2 separate regions of the Homo sapiens genome follow, and region 2 is linked to region 1. Evidence: chromatin loops called from intact Hi-C (ENCODE). Cell type or tissue: A673. All regions are shown on one strand.

Region 1 (8,000 bases):
ATGTGACTGTAGACACTACCTGCCCTCCGTCACTTAGTAGCTGAGGGAAAAGACAGATCACATTCACATAATTTTTATTACAGTATATTGTGATAGCTTTTCTAACTGTTCTATTTTATTATTAATTATCATTGTTAGTCTCTTACTGTGCCTAATTTATAAATTAAACTTCATCATAGTATGCATGTACAGGAAAAACATAGTATATACAGGGCTCAATATTATATATATAGGTTTCAGGCATCCACTGGCGACTGGAACATATCCTGTAAGGATAAGAGAGGGTAACTTAATGTGGATTCCTGAATATCTAGTAAGCTCTCACACTATGAGAGTTATTAGGTTAAGTGCAGAAATATAAAACCAAACAGGCTAGATATTACTAATGTTAATCAGTATCTATTTTTCTTCAACTTCCATGTACTCAAAGGATTACATTCCTCCCCACCTTTTTTATAGAGACAAGGTCTCACTCTGTTGCCCAGATTGAAGTGCAGTGGCACAATCATAGCTCACTGCAGGCTCAAACTCCTGGGCCCATGTAATCCTCACCTCTCAGTCTCCTGAATAGCTGAGACTACAGGCACATGCCACCTGCCTCGCTAATTTTTTTTCTTTTTTTTCTTTCTTTCTTTCTTTTTTTTTTTTTTTTTTTTTTTGTAGAGACAAGGTCTCACTATGTTGCCCAGACTGGTCTTGAACTCCTGGACTCAAGTGATCCTCCCACCTTGATATCCCAAAGTTTTGGGATTACAGGCTTGAGCCACTGTGCACAGCCCTTTCCCCCTTTTTTTGAAGTTATGTATGGCTAGGTGACCAAAAAAACTGAACAGAAGTGTCATGTGTCAGTTGTCAGTTCTGAACTCTACAACCTCTCTGCCCTTGTCTCAGTGATCCTGAGACCATGTGTTGATGTGGAGCAGCACATGAGTCATCCACAGAGAACTGGTGGCCTGAAGAGTCACCTAGAGCACAGCAGGCTTACTTTACAGAAGTGAGAAATAAACTTCTGTTTTGTGAATCATCTAAGAATTGAGAGGGGAGCAATTTGTGTATTTCGTGTTTGTTTGTTTCTATAGCACAACCTTGCCTATCCTAATGAATGTCTAAGTAACACGTGGTACCTGCCCTCCATGTGCTTACAGTCTAGGAAGGTGATTTCAAGTGTCTCAGTGGCTTTAATAACATGTATTTATTTTTACCGAAATAATTAGTTATTTCCAATTTATGAAGGCATTTATTTCCAAAGATGATAGAATGATCATTTCAATATCAAAACATGTATAAAACAGGAAAACCAAAAAATTCAAATATATTTAGAGCATTTATTCTCAACCTTGGCTATATCAGAATCACCTGGGAACATTTTCAAACTACCAAGGTCAGGGCCCTAACTGTCAGAGATTCTGATTTAATTGGTCCACAGTGGAGCCCAGGCACTGGTATTTTTAAAGTTCCCTAGTTTCAGATTCAATGACTTTAATAATTGCATTAAGCTCCTGGGATAAGTCTTTTAAGTAGTCTTAATATTAAACATTAAATTAAAAATTAAACTTAACATTAGTTAGCTTCCAGTTATCCAAAGGAAAATAGAAACACATTTCTCAACTGACAGGTGACTGAAAAAAAAATGGCAGATAGGAGGCAGTACTAAAGTGCAGCTCCCACTCTGGATAGACAGAGCAGAATGTGGAGACTAGCATTGTGGACTATTGCTCCAAAAACTACTGCAGGAGTATACCAGAAAAGCCAAGAGAATCCACAGACCCTTTGAAGGAAGTGGATTCCTCCTGCAGGATCCAGGAGACATCTCAAATACCGTGCTGGTATCCACAGCTGAGAGAACTGAACACAGTTCACCTCACAGGACTCTGTGCAGACACCCCCAGTACCAGCCCAGAGCCTGGCAGCCCTGCTTGCTGGCTAGATTCAGAAGAGAAATAACAATCACTACAGTTTGGCTCTCAGAAAGCCACATCCCTAGGGAAAGAGGGGGAATATTACATCAAGGGAGTACCCCGTGGCACAAGAGTCTGAACAGCAGCCTTGAGCTCCAGATCTCCCCTCTGACATAGCCTACCCGCATGAGAAGGAACCAGGAAAACAATTCTGGTAATATGACAAGAGAAGGTTCTTTAACACCCCAAAAAGTCGCATTAGCTCACCAGCAATGGATCCAAACCAAGAAGAAAAATCTGAATTGCCAGAAAAAGAATTCAGAAGGTCAATTATTAAGCTATTCAAGCAGGCACCAGAGAAAGGTGAAGTCCAACTTAAGGAAATCAAATAAATGATACAAGATATGAGGGGAGAAATCTTCAGTGAAACAGGTAGCATAAATAACAATCACAACTTCAGGAAATAAAGGACACACTTAGAGAAATGCAAAACATACTTGAGAGTCTCAGGAATAGAATTGAACAAGCAGAAGAAAGAACTTCAGAGCTCAAAGACAAGGTTTTTGGAATAACCCAATCCAACAAAGACAAGAAAAAAGAATTTTGAAAATGAGCAAACCCCCAAGAAGTTTGGGATTATGTTAAATGACCAAATATGAGAATAATTGGCATTCCTGAGAAAGATCAGCATTCCTGAGGAAATTTAAAAGTTTGGAAAACATATTTGGGGGAATAATCGAAAAAACTTTCCCCGGCCTTGCTCAAAGAACACCTGGGAAATTCATCACAAAAAGATCATCGCCTAGGCACATTGTCATCAGGTTATCTAAAGTCAAGACAAAGGAAAGAATCTTAAGAGCTACGAGGCAAAGCATCAAGTAACCTATAAAGGAAAACCTATCTGATTAACAGCAGATTTCTCCCACCTTGGCCTCCCAAAATGTTGTGATTATAGGCATGAGCCACTGTACTGGGTCTTATGAAGGTATTTTGTAGAGGTGATTAAAATCCATAATCAGCTGACTTTAGGTAAGGGCAATTATCGTACACAGTCTGAATGGCCCTGATTCACTCAGCTGAAAGATCTAAAGAGAAGAATAAAAGCCTCTCAGGAGAATGAGATATTCTGCCTGTGGCAAAAGTTTCAGCTGACACTTATCCTGATGGCCTTCCCTAAGAATTTCAGACTTGCCTAGTCAGCCTCAGAATCCTGGAAGACAATTCCTTACAGTAAATGTCTTTATGTTTTCTACTTACTCCGTTCATTGTTTGAACCTCGATTGATATACTCCCCAACCCTCACTAAATTGTAAACCGTGAGGGAGAGATGTCTGTCTTCCCTTTTATGAATCCCAGTACCTAGCAACACGCCTGGCCCATAACAGGCACCCAGTGAACATCAACACAAACAAGGCTACTCTGTGATCATGATGTGGGCCAAGACAAAAGACAAAACAAAACAAAAAAATCACCATACGGCCATCTGAACAGACACAACATGAGCGTTGTCCAAGCCACGAAAGTGACTAAACAGCCCCCTCTCCTGGCTGGTATGAGTGACAGCTGCTCCTTTACCAATTACAACTTTAACCTTGCTCTAGTTTGCTTTCTCAATGGATAATTTATGAAGACACCCAATCATATAAAATTATTCTCACTTCCTGAGAGTATTCCATCTAAAGCAAAGAGCAAAGCCGGAAGGAAGGAAGGAAGGAAGGAAGGAAGGAAGGAAGGAAGGAAGGAAGGAACGAAGGAAGGAAAGAAGGAAGGAAGGAAGGGGAAGGGAAGGAGGAACAATCTGGTTGAAGAGGTAAAACATGCAACATAAAGGATGGGCCTTGAGACACAATAAATGCTATTGGAATTCAGCGTAAGGAGTGAGCACATCTGGCCATGGAGATCAGAGAAGATTTATAATATGACCTGGGGTTAAAGGATAGAGCGTGGGGGAACAAAAGTGTAGAGATTAGAAAGGGCATATCTGGACACATCATACAAGATAAACTAAACAAAGAATTCATGTGATAGAGTGAGGGAAAACAAGTGTGGACGAATAGATCATGACCAGATTTTGCACAATTAAATGCAGAACTTCATTCTTGCAGCCAGTGGTTTCTTGCTATCTATCTATCTAACTCTCTATCTCTCTATCTCAAGATTCAAAAAATTTTTCTTCAAATGCTTTTTACTTGGAGGCTAAAATCAAAGACAAAAAAAGTGTTTTTAATGGCACTCCTCTGGCTAAAGTGCAGTGTGGAAGACAGGATTCCGTGTACTCAGCTCCTCACTCACTGAGCTTTGAAAAATAGCTGAGACTCCATAAAGCTGAGTTTGAAAATCAATGTTAAAGTCATGAGCCATGTTAGTATTCATTCATTCATGTATTTACTCCATCAATCAATCAATTAATTCACTATTTAGAGCACTCTAACATGCCACATTTTGGAGAAGCTCCGAGTAAGAAGAGAAGCTTCGTCTCCTGGTGGTAGGACCTGATTGAAAAGGGACAATAACACTCCTGAGGTTGCAGGTCTTTGTGGACATTACTGAGGTCCAGCAGCAGCCTCCAGGTCCTATGGGGCTTATTCCAAAGACAATGAGTCCCTGACAGAGGAGGCAGACTGTTGTGAACACTGTAGATGTGTACTAGCCACATTTTTCCCGACCTCATCTCTCCTCCGTGAACTTGGGCCACAGCCCTGGGAAGATAAGTTAAAAACATAGTGCTCCATCACAAACATCTCTATGAAACATTGGGGCAGCAGCAAAGCTGCTGTACAGCCCACACAGCAAACTGCTAAAGCAGTGCCAAAAGGCACTTGAGGTGGAAAAGATTTTTAAAATGGAATATGAGAAAATGTTATCTATCCAAACAGGAAAAGGTGATGATCCCAGTGGACAGAGATAGAAGCACTTGTCACTTCACCTGCATCCTGTCTTGGAAAAAGCAGGATGTTTGACAAATCCACAGAGTCCCAAGGAGAATTCAAAGTCTACTTTCGTGGACCTTCTTGCAAGATTTTCCATTTTTCCCCAACCTCCTTATTTCCAAATGGCCTAGGCTCTTTCCAGCCAACGATCTTCCCATCACCCAGCAGGGCTTCAGCTCAGAACATTCTCTAAAAGATATCTAGCCTCCTCTTTTCTTGGTGGTTAGTCTTTTCATATTCTGTCTTTATTCATGGAATAGCCCATTCCTCACAGGGAACCAACAGATCTGTGCTCCCTGGCACTTTCAACTCTGAACTCCTGTCCTTTGTCCTGATCTCTTTGTAAACCCCCAGCCCAGGGCCAGTGTTAGGATGTGCCTTCTCCACACCAGTGCTGCACAGCCTAGCCCTATGGGAGAGAATCACACAATCAGAATGCCGATCGCTCCAGTAACTCCATCAACTCCAACTTTGGCTGCACCGCTGATGCTGCCCATCAGCCCTATATGATTCTCTTCAGTGACTATTCTCTCCGCAAAAAACACCTCATTCTCAGCAGACATCACCAGAAAGCAAAGTCATCAGGCATTAATTACTCGGGTCTTGGTGTTTCTACTGGCCTGATACTCAGAGCCAGGCCTTGGTGTTTTCCAGTTGAACACAACTTCACAGAACATCAACATAAACAAGGCTACTCTGTGATCATGATGGAGATCAAGACCAAAAACAAGAGCACGCTAGAATCATGTCTGAACAGACAGAACGTGAGCATTGTCCAATCCATAAAAATGACGAAACAACCCCATCTCTTGGCTGATATGAGTGACAGCTGCTCCTTTGCCAGTCATGTTAGGCTTGCTCTAGTCTGCTGTCCCTATGGATAATTTATGAAGTACCCCATGATGCAGAATTATCCTCACTTCCTGATAGCGTCCAATATAGAGCAAAGTCCCTAAACCTAACCTAACACAAGCTCATATCCTATAATAAATTCTCTCTAAAATTCTCTGAGACACTCCATGCTTTCCCAGGGAGTGCGTTTTCTTTCCAAGGCGGCATCAACCAAATTTGTTCAACTATAATCATGGTCCTGGTGGTCTTCAGCTGGGGGATATTGACAAGAATTATTTAAAAAAAAAAATTGCTTTTGTTGGGTTCTGTACTACACATGTAATTTACATGTGTTATCCATTTAATCCTTTGATGATAGTGAGGATTTGTACCCATTGTAGACATGGAAACACTAACACTGAATCAAATAAAAAGCCATCCAGGCCGGGCGCGGTGGCTCACGCCTGTAATCCCAGCACTTTGGGAGGCCGAGGCGGGCGGATCACGAGGTCAGGAGATTGAGACCATCTTGGCTAACACGGTGAAACCCCGTCTCCACTAAAAATACAAAAAATTAGCCGGGCGCGGTGGCGGGCGCCTGTAGTCCCAGCTACTCGGGAGGCTGAGGCAGGAGAATGGCGTGAACCCGGGAGGTGGAGCTTGCAGTGAGCCGAGATAGTGCCACTGCAGTCCCGCCTGGGCAAAAGAGCGAGCCTCCGTCTCAAAAAAAAAAAAAAAAAAAAAAAAAAAAAGCCATCCAAGTCACAGATCCAGCATAAAGGGTAGAGGGATACAGGAGTCTGGCACCTGAATGAAATAATGTATACAGTGGTCCATTTCCAAGACAAAGTGCCTTGAACCGGCTTAGGTCAGCAAACTACAGAAGAAACAGAGTATACTAGGCCCCTGCTTGGATAGCCGATGCCTGCTTGTCAGCCTCCCCCTTCCCCCGCGGCAACTTAGTTGCCTTTACCCAAACCGAAGAAGTTTAGTCTAAGATGAAAGTTTACTAGCCTGCAAAATAGCTCGTTTTGTCTGTTATCAGCCTGCCCAGCTACTTAAGTCATAAGTCAAATACTTGAAGAGCCCTTGAGCTAACTAGGATTGCAATGCATTGTGGGCTGCAACAAAATGCAGCAAGACAACCCTAAAAAAAAAAAACACCTGGAGCCCCTGTGCAACAATAGGTGACATCTGGGAAGACTGTGACCCCCATAGTACTCAGCCTACGAGGGAGGAACCAGGGGAGGGACCTGTGCTCTAGGGGTTAAATTGCTTGTGGAAACTGTGCTGGGTGTGCCTGCCTATCAGACACCCGATCTTGCAAGGTCCTCATTAAAAGTCTCACGCTGTTCTCCAGGTCTCCGAGTTCATCCTTTGGGTTTGGACGGGTGAGTTTGTCTCACACTCCGGAGCTCATGCTCTTAATGATTTTAGAAATAAAAACAAAGAAAATTTAGCAAGACCATTGTCTTCCTCACATCCTCTCCTCCAGTCTCAGAACAGGAGCTGTTTCTCATTATAATGTCAACCTCCCTCTCTGTCTGCTCTTTCATCCCTCCTCTTCCTCCTTAAGCAACTGGCTTCAGCAAATACCAATTTTCTTCTGATTCTTCATTTCTCTTTCCCCTAGGACCATCTTCTCAGTCAGATGTCAGCCTCTTTCATTCTAAAAACAAACCACAATTACCTCCAATGATCCATGGTTCCTTCACCTTTTCCATCTCCAGCCCAAGTTCTGAAAACCCTAGTCTACATTTGCAAGAGGAGGATAATTAATAGGCATGCATCAATGGAATTTTGGAAGCCTATCTTTTCCAGTGTGGAGGGCAAGAGTCGGTGGGAGAAACTCAAAAAAGAGTACAAGAAAATAATGATATCTGCAGTAAATTCTAAAGTATGAGGGGGTAAAATTGTCCAGTTGTAGGGATAGAAAAGGAATTTTAGAGTAGTTAGGTAAAAGTAAAATCACAGAGAAAGGAAAGCATGGCACATTTTTAGACCTAGTGAGTAGTCTATCTGCTGTATTAGTTTACTAGGGCCGCCATAACAAAATACCAGACTGTGTGGCTTAAACAACTTGTTTACTCACAGTTTTGGAGGCTAGAAGTCCAAGATCAAGGTGCTCCCATTCCTTCTGAGGTCTTGCTCCCTGGCTGGCAGATGGCACCTTCCCACTGTGTCCTCACATGCTCTTTCCTCTATGCATTTGCCTGCCTCGTGTTTCCTTCTTATAAGAACACCAGTCATTAGATAAAGAAAAGATGGCACATATACACCATGGAATACTATGCAGCCATAAAAAAGAATGAGTTCAGGTCCTTTGCAGGGACATGGATGA
Region 2 (8,000 bases), 110 kb before region 1:
GAAATGTTTGAAGCAATGCACTAAACATAGGTGATTAAATACATTAATTTATCTCTGTTCCCTCCTGAAACCACACTTAAAGTAGAACAAACAATGTATAAAACCACAAAGGACAAAGAAAATGGGACAATGGATGAGAGATGTGAAATTTTCAGAAAATGGAAACCAAATGTATTGTAGCACAGATAAGAATGCTAAATACATTACAAGACTTCAGAGGGAAATGCCAAGTCATTTCACATCTAAAAATCCAGGAAATAACTAATAATTTGAAAATAGGTTTTAGACTTAGTGAAGTAGCAGGCACATAACCAGGACTCAACCAGTAGTTTTTCAATAAATCAGAGGGACTAAAGGTTTATTCCATAGTAATGCTGGCCAGCATCCAGAGAAAGGTAGGGGAAATTATAGGCCTGAAAAATGAGTTTAAGTGAAAATCTATCCACTAAGACACTCCCCCCAGCCCCTGTGTACCACCAAGATCCAAGAATGCTGTAAGCCAGATTTTAACACACATGCCCAGGCAATAAATTAAAGAATTCCTCTCTGGACAAACAGATTTGTTGCAGGAAGTACAACCTATACATTGTAGACTGAATGCTTGCATTCCTGTGAAATTAATATGCTAAAGCCCTAATCTCAGCATGACTGTATTTGGAAATAGGGCCTATTGCTTCTCAGCTTTTTGTCTAAGATCAAGTACAGAGATAGGGGCTTTGGGTGGTGATAAAGGTTAAATGAGGTTATGAGAATGGGGTCCTGATTTTATAGGGAGATTGCCCTTATGAAAAGAAGAAGAGACACCAGGGGGAAGAGAGATAAGAGCTCTCTTTCCACCAGGTGATAACACAGCAAGAAGATGGCTGTCTACGAGTCAGAAAGAGAGCCTTCAGCAGGAATCAAGTCAGCAGGCACCCTGATCTAGGACATCTAGCCTCCACAACAATGAGAAAATAAATTTCTATTGCTTAAGCCGCTCATCTAATATATTATATTTTGTATGGCAGCCTGAACAGATTAGCTCTTACTATACAGACTATAGTAAGAAGTCTTCTAAGGATATGACTGGGTCCCTTCCAATCAACCTAGAGAGAAATCCATTAGTTAACAAGCACCACTCAGGGGCCTCAAATCTGTTCATCATTCTTAAATATAAATGTATAACAAAGGACAGAGTTTTTAAACTCTCTAACATAAAAGGAATAAAACAAAACATCAAGACTCCAAAGAAAGAAAGAGAAAAAGTTTTAGGGAAAAAAGTAACCTCTCCACAAATAAAGAAATATCTAGAATGTTTATCATTCTTAAAAAGTGTGGATGGGAGACAGCTTTAGGTATTGCTTATTTGAAAAGAGTCTCATTCTAACCCTCACTTTTGATTGATAGGTTGACTCGTATAGACTTCCAGGTTGCAAAAAAAATTATTTTACTCAAAATTCAATGATATTGCTCTGATGTCTTTTGGCTTCCAGCACTGCTATTGAACAGTGTTATATTGTTCTGATTCTTTTTGTTTGTTTGTGTGGCTGTTGTTTAAACTGGAAGCCATGATAATCCTCTCTTTATCCCTGGTATTCTAGAATTTCATGATGCTAAGAATTAGCATTGGCCTATTTTGTGAGCTCTTTTAAGCAAAACTTTTCAGATCTGAAATATTTTCTTATGTTTTATTCATTCTGTCCCCTCTATTTCCAATGTTCTAACTCTACCATTGCCAGTAGAAAATAGATTGGATGTTGGATTTCTTGAATTGGGCTTTAGATTTTTTATTATTTCCTCTTTTTTTTTTCTTTTTGTTCTTTCTGGAAAATCCCCCTTGACTTTATCTTCCAATACTTCAATTAAATTTTACATTTTTGGCTCTCATAATCTTCAAATCCACACCACCTTTTATTATATTGAAACAGAAAATAGAGAAAAATACTTATTGGAGCTCGCTTTTGTTGGGCTAGAATTGGTATGGTCTAAATGTTTGTGTCACTCCAAAATTCATATGTCAAAATGATCTCCAGGGCAGTGGAGATAGAAGGTGGGGCGTTTGGGGGTTGATTAGGTCATGAAGGCTGAACTCTCATCAATAGGATTTGTGCCAGTACAAAAGAGGCCTAAGGGAGCTGCTAGGTGAGTAGGTGAGGATGAAGCAAGAAGGCATTTATGAGGACCAGGCCCTCGCCAGACAGGAAATCTGCCAGTGTCCTGATTTTGGACTTCCCAACCTTCAGAACTCTGAGAAATATATTTGTTTTATTTAAATATTTTCCAGTGTAAGGTATTGTGTTATAGCAGCCTGAACAGACTAAGACAAGAATCAACCATTGAGTTCTAATAATAGCAGTAGACAGCAGTGTACTTCACCTGGGTCTTCAGGTTGTTTTACAGTGGGGTCAGGGGAGCAGCTTACCTAGGCTAGGCAGGCGTTTCTGGATCTGGGTGTTCTGTGTGTCTTTCAACCCCACTTGAACCAGTGGTCTAGCCTCAGAGCACGTTCTTATCAGGGCAATGGCAGGCATAAGCACAAAGAGGACAAGTCCACCACACAGGCATATTTCAAATTCTTGCTTGCATTTCATTGATTAACATCCCCTTAGCCAAAGCAAGTCATGCAGCCAAACTCAAAGTTAAGGGGCAGAAAAGTAGATTTTTTCCTATGGATATAGAAAAGAATGAATATTGAATGAACAATAAGTCAATCTGCTGCATAAGGCAAAAATTAAATCAATAAAAACAAGTTTTAGGTAAAGGAAATATTACAATATACAATGTAGTCCCTACTGAACAATAATTACCTGATCACAACAAGGCAAACACTAAATATTCATTTGCCCAAAATTGTGATATAACAATTCTGAGAAGAGGTAGAGAAAGTGGAGTGGGTGGCCAGGTGCAGTGGCTCATACCTATAATCCCAGCACTTTGGGAGGCCGAGGTGGAGGATTGCTTGGGCCCAGGAGTTCAAAACCAGCCTGGACAACATAGCAAAACCCTGTCTCTACAAAATATACAAAAATTAGCCTGGTGTGTTGGTGGCACCTGTAGTCCCAGCTACTGAGGAGGCTAAGGTGGGAGGACCACCTGAGCCCAGGAAGTTGAGGCTGCAGTGAGCCAAGATTATACCACAGCACTCCAGCCTGGGCAACAGAGTCAGACCCTGTCTCAAAATAAATAAATAAATAAAGGTGGAGTGGGGGAATATAAAAGGCTGATTAATAAGTAAAATTATACACTTAGATCACTTAGATAGAAGAAATAAGACCTGGTGTTCAATAGATCAGTAGGGTGACTAGAGTTAACATTAATCAATTCTACACTTCAAAATCGCTAGAGGAAAAGAATTCAAATGTTTCTAGCATAAACAAAATATAAATATTGAAGGTGATAGATATTTCAGTTACTTTGATTTAATTATGTGAATGTATCAAATTATCACATGTACCCTAAACACAGGTACATCTAATATGTATCAGTAAAAATAAATTTTTAACAAATCCACCATTGATGAGCACCTAGGGTGATTCCATCCGCATATGGTAAAAATTAAATCGGTAAGAACAAATTGTAGGTAAAGGAAATATTGTGAATAGTGCTGCTGTGAACATTCAAGTGCATGTGTCTTTGTGGCAGAATGACTTATTTTCCTTTGGGTTTATACTCAGCAATGGGATTGCTGGGTTGAATGGTAGTTTTAAATTATTTGAGAAACCTCCAAACTGCTTTTCACAGTGGCTGAATTAATGTATTTTTCCCATCAACAGTTTCTAAGTGTTCCTTTCCTTCAAGCCCTGACATCTGCTATTTTTTGGCCTTTTAATAATAGCTATTCTGACTGATGTGAGATGGTATCTCATTGTGGTTTTGATTTGCATGTCTGTGAGAATTAGTAATGTTGATCATTTCTTCATATGTTTGTGGGCCACTTGTACGTGTTTTTTTAAGAAGTGTCTGTTCATATCCTTTGCCCACTTTTTAATGGGGTTATTTGTTTTTTCTTGTTGAGTTATTGCAGTTTCTTATAGATATTGAATATCAGACCTTTGTTGGATGTTGGAGTTTGTGAAGATTTTCTCCCATTCTGTAGGTTTTCTGTTTACCCTGGATAAAGAAAATGTGGTACATATATACCATGGAATGCTATGCAGCCATAAAAAAACAATGAAATTATATTTTTGCAGCAACATGGGTGCAACTGGAGGTCATTATCCTATGTGAATTAAGGCAGGAACATAAAACCAAATACCACTTGTTCTCACTTACAAGTAAGAGCTAAACATTGGGTACATATGGACATAAAAAATGGGAAGATCTGGGGACTGCTAGAGCAGGAAGAGAGGTGGGAGTCCAAGGGCTCACAAAGCTACCTATTAGGTCTTATGCTCACTAGCTGGGTGATAAGATTCATACCCCAAACCTTAGTGTCATGCAGTAAGCCCAGGTGCACATGCACTCCTTAAATCTGAAATAAAAGCCAAAATTATTGTAAATAATACATAAATAATTTGAAGTGCTAAAAACCTCATTCTTTATAATGCAGCAATGTCTCACATTTGTGATCAATAAACAACAGTATACTGGAAGAAAGAGAAGTTAGTTTGGGAAGGGAATCACACTTTAGAAAATGTGGGGCAGAAGGCAGATATTTTTCATTAAGAGGCAAACTGTGCATGTGTATTACTTACATAGTTATTTAAAAGATTTTAAATAGCACAGATTTTTTAAAGGTAATTATGTTTAAACATACATTGATAAGTGTTTGGAGAAGTAACAGTAACACAACAAAAGTATTCATTGAGCACTTCCTGTGTTTTAGACTTTGTAAGCTGTATGTGTTTAAACCCTTCCAAAAATCCTGAGATAGGTACTGTTGTTTTCCCCATTTTATGGGCAAGGATATGGAGCCTCCTAGTGGTTGCATAATTTACACAATCAATAGGAGCAGAGCTGGGATTGGAGCTGGGCTCTCAAGCACCGTCCCACACTCCCTTTCCCGGTCTAGGTTGGTGTCAGTGCAATCGCGTGTTGCTTATAGACAGGAATGCATCCTGAGAATTGAGTCATTAGGTGATTTTGTCATTCTGCAAACATAGAGTGCGCTTACACACATCTATAAGAAACTGCAACACCTCAACAAGAAAAAACAACCCCAATAAAAAGAGGGCAAAGGATATGAACAGACACTTCTCAAAAAACACATACAAGTGGCCCACAGACATATGAAGAAATGAACAACATTACTAATCCTCATAGCCTACTACACACCTAGGCCATATGCTGTAGCCCATTGCTTCTCGGCTACAAACCTGTACAGCAGGTTACTGTTCTGAATACTGTTGGCAATTGTAACACAATGGTAAGTATTTGTGAGTCTAGAGATACCTGAACATTAAAAAAATTACAGTAAAAGTACAGTATTATAATTTTATGGGAACAGTCATATATGCGTTCTGTCATTGATAGAAATGTCATTATGAGGTGTATGACTGTACTTCAGCAAAGAAACAGTTCTACATGATAAAGAGAAGAGAATTTAGAGGTCAAGGACTAGCCAGGAGGGAGTAGGTGAGAGATGAGGTGGAGTTGAAAGATTAAAGAGGAAAAGGGTAATGGTAAATAGGTAAATACCCCCCACCCATCTCCACCCCCCCGTTTCACCAAAAGGTATTCAGATAACCTGCTAAACTCAAAGACTTGAAATGAATGATTTATTTTTCTATGTAAACCAAAGAAGTGACTGAGTTTTACGTCAGGGTTGATCTCCTGTAAGCAAGCTAACCTTGTGGAAATCTTTTGAGGGTGCTCCAATTTCGTGGCAGCGAACTGATGAATTAAAGGTAATCAAAAGGGATTTCAAGGAGCATGGTGTCCCCTTCAGCCCCAGCGGACAATTAGGCAAAAATAAGATACAACTTTTTTCTCCTCCTCGTTGTCTTTAGAAGTAAATCTTCTGTCACTCCCCAGTATTTAAAACGGAAAGCACAGAATCTTATCAAGACAATGGACTCTTCACCTACCAACTTTCTCTCCCAGTGTACTCTCCTTTCCACGTTGAATCCTAGATTAACTCATTCAAAACCCCAGCTGGTCTTTCTGAATTTCCATATCTTAGAGCACACCCATTTTCTTTTGTCCAGACTTCAGTATCAATTTTTAGTTTGTACCTCTGTTGTAGCACTCACTGGAGTCTGTCTTCATTTACAGCTGTCTGATTTCAAGTTTCAGATCATCAAACAGTTAGACTAGTTTAGCCCACCAAACTGCAAGGAACCATGACCATCTCGTTCATCTCATCACTGCATACCACACCTAGCTCTGCGAGCACAGAGGGGCTGTCCTTAAGTGTTCTTTAAAGGGATAAGTGAGTGAGTAAAGTGAATGAATGAATGAATGAATGGACACAAATTAATGAATGAAGTAGCTGTGGGGCTTGGCATGTTTTGCTTAACTTATCTGTAATTCAGTTTCTTTACAGATAACATGAGAGAGTTGAACCAGGTTGTTTTTTGTTTTTTTTTTTTTTTTGAGATGGAGTTTTGCTCTTGTTGCCCAGGCTGGAGTGCAATGGTGCAATCTCGGCTCACTACAACCTCCGCCTCCCGGGTTCAAGTGATTCTTGTGCCTCAGCCTCCCAAGTAGCTGGGATTACAGGCACCTGCCACCACACCCAGCTAATTTTTGTATTTTTAGCAGAGATGGGGTTTCGCAGTGTTGGCCAGGCTGATCTCGAACTCCTGACCTCAAGTGATCTGCTCACTTCGGCCTCCCAAAGTGCTGAAATTACAGGCATTAGCCACTGCACCTGGCCTGAACCAGGTAATTTTTAAAGTAACTTCTTGTTGTCAAATTCTGTGATTTTATGTTGAAATAAAAATACAAGAAACACATTTTCCTACATATACTCACTTATATTTTGGAGAGTTATTCCACTTTTGTTTGTTATCTCATTCAGGTACTGATACTGAAATTTAAAAATGTATTTGGCAAGAGCTATTTGAAGCCCAAGAATATTTTTTATGCTTTTATTCTGCTTTCAAGTGGGAAAATGTTAACTAGAAGTTAACATGTGGAATCATAATGAGGTTGGGGAATGCCAAAAGGATAAACTTCAATGCTCAGCTGCCCTTGCCCAGATAGTGTTGTCTCTTCTTGCCCAAGGAGGGGGGTCTTTTTGAGGCTTTTCTGAAGGCCCTGAATAGAGGGTTCACATATCCTTCAATTACCTCCTGGAATTCTCAGTCTCAGACAGGAAAATAGAATGATATTACAAAGAATTTTTCTTTATTCTTTTTGTTGTTGTTGTTTTCTGAATATACTAAAGCCAGATTAATGAGTGCTTCAGGGAATAAAGTCAGAAACATTGAAATATGAAAGAAACAAACAAAAAACTCAGTTCCCTATCCTGTAGCTGTCAATGATTTTTGGTAGCATTAAAGAATATGAAGTGTTGGCAAGCTTTTTGAATCACCTATTTATTTTTAATACTTGGTTCCACAACTGGAATTTAAGTGCAAAATTTATTCACCACAACTTAGCACCCTGAGCTCGCTTAAGCTACTGCTTGCATCGTAAAGGCCATTTTCCTAAAAGTCATTGCCTAAAACAAGTGAAGTTCAAGGGAGTAAATTAGATGAAGAACACAGAAATCAGGATATACATCGTTTTTACCAACAGAGACCAAAAAAAAAAAAAAAAAAAAAGAATAACAACAGTATTCAGCATGCAGAAAATGTTTTGAAACACGGATTTTTATTGTTTTAGTTTACTTTGAAATATTTAATGAACAAACAAAAATTGCATATATTCAGGGTATACACCTTGATTTGACCTATGTATACATTGTGTACTGATTACTGTAATCTAATTATCACAGCCATCACCACCCATAATTACCGTATGTGTGTGTGTGTGTAGGGGGTGGGATGAAGGCAGTTAAAATCTGCTCTTTATCAAAATTCAAGTAAACAATATAGTACAATTAAGTATAGTCACCATGCTGTACATTAGATCTC

The links. Peaks named below come from ENCODE experiments on the same cell type or tissue, not always from the same donor. Only the 100,000 strongest peaks of a DNase experiment are listed, where the experiment ranks them.
Region 2: a loop joins it to region 1, with 2.7 times the contacts of the local background. A loop is called at or near these places in 7 of 110 quality-filtered maps.

Annotation. Positions count from the first base shown.
Region 1 is chr2:227,935,164-227,943,163 of GRCh38, reverse strand. No RefSeq gene overlaps it. Among named protein-coding and RNA genes, the nearest start is that of DAW1, 68 kb to the right of the region's middle. In A673, a CTCF peak has its summit at 3,437 (motif pointing left); DNase peaks (open chromatin) are centred at 3,453 and 3,733; H3K27ac peaks cover 7,098 bases.
Region 2 is chr2:228,045,980-228,053,979 of GRCh38, reverse strand. All of the region lies in intron 3 of SPHKAP (SPHK1 interactor, AKAP domain containing), which reads left to right. Among named protein-coding and RNA genes, the nearest start is that of SPHKAP, 130 kb to the left of the region's middle. In A673, a CTCF peak has its summit at 4,915 (motif pointing left); a DNase peak (open chromatin) is centred at 4,899; H3K27ac peaks cover 473 bases.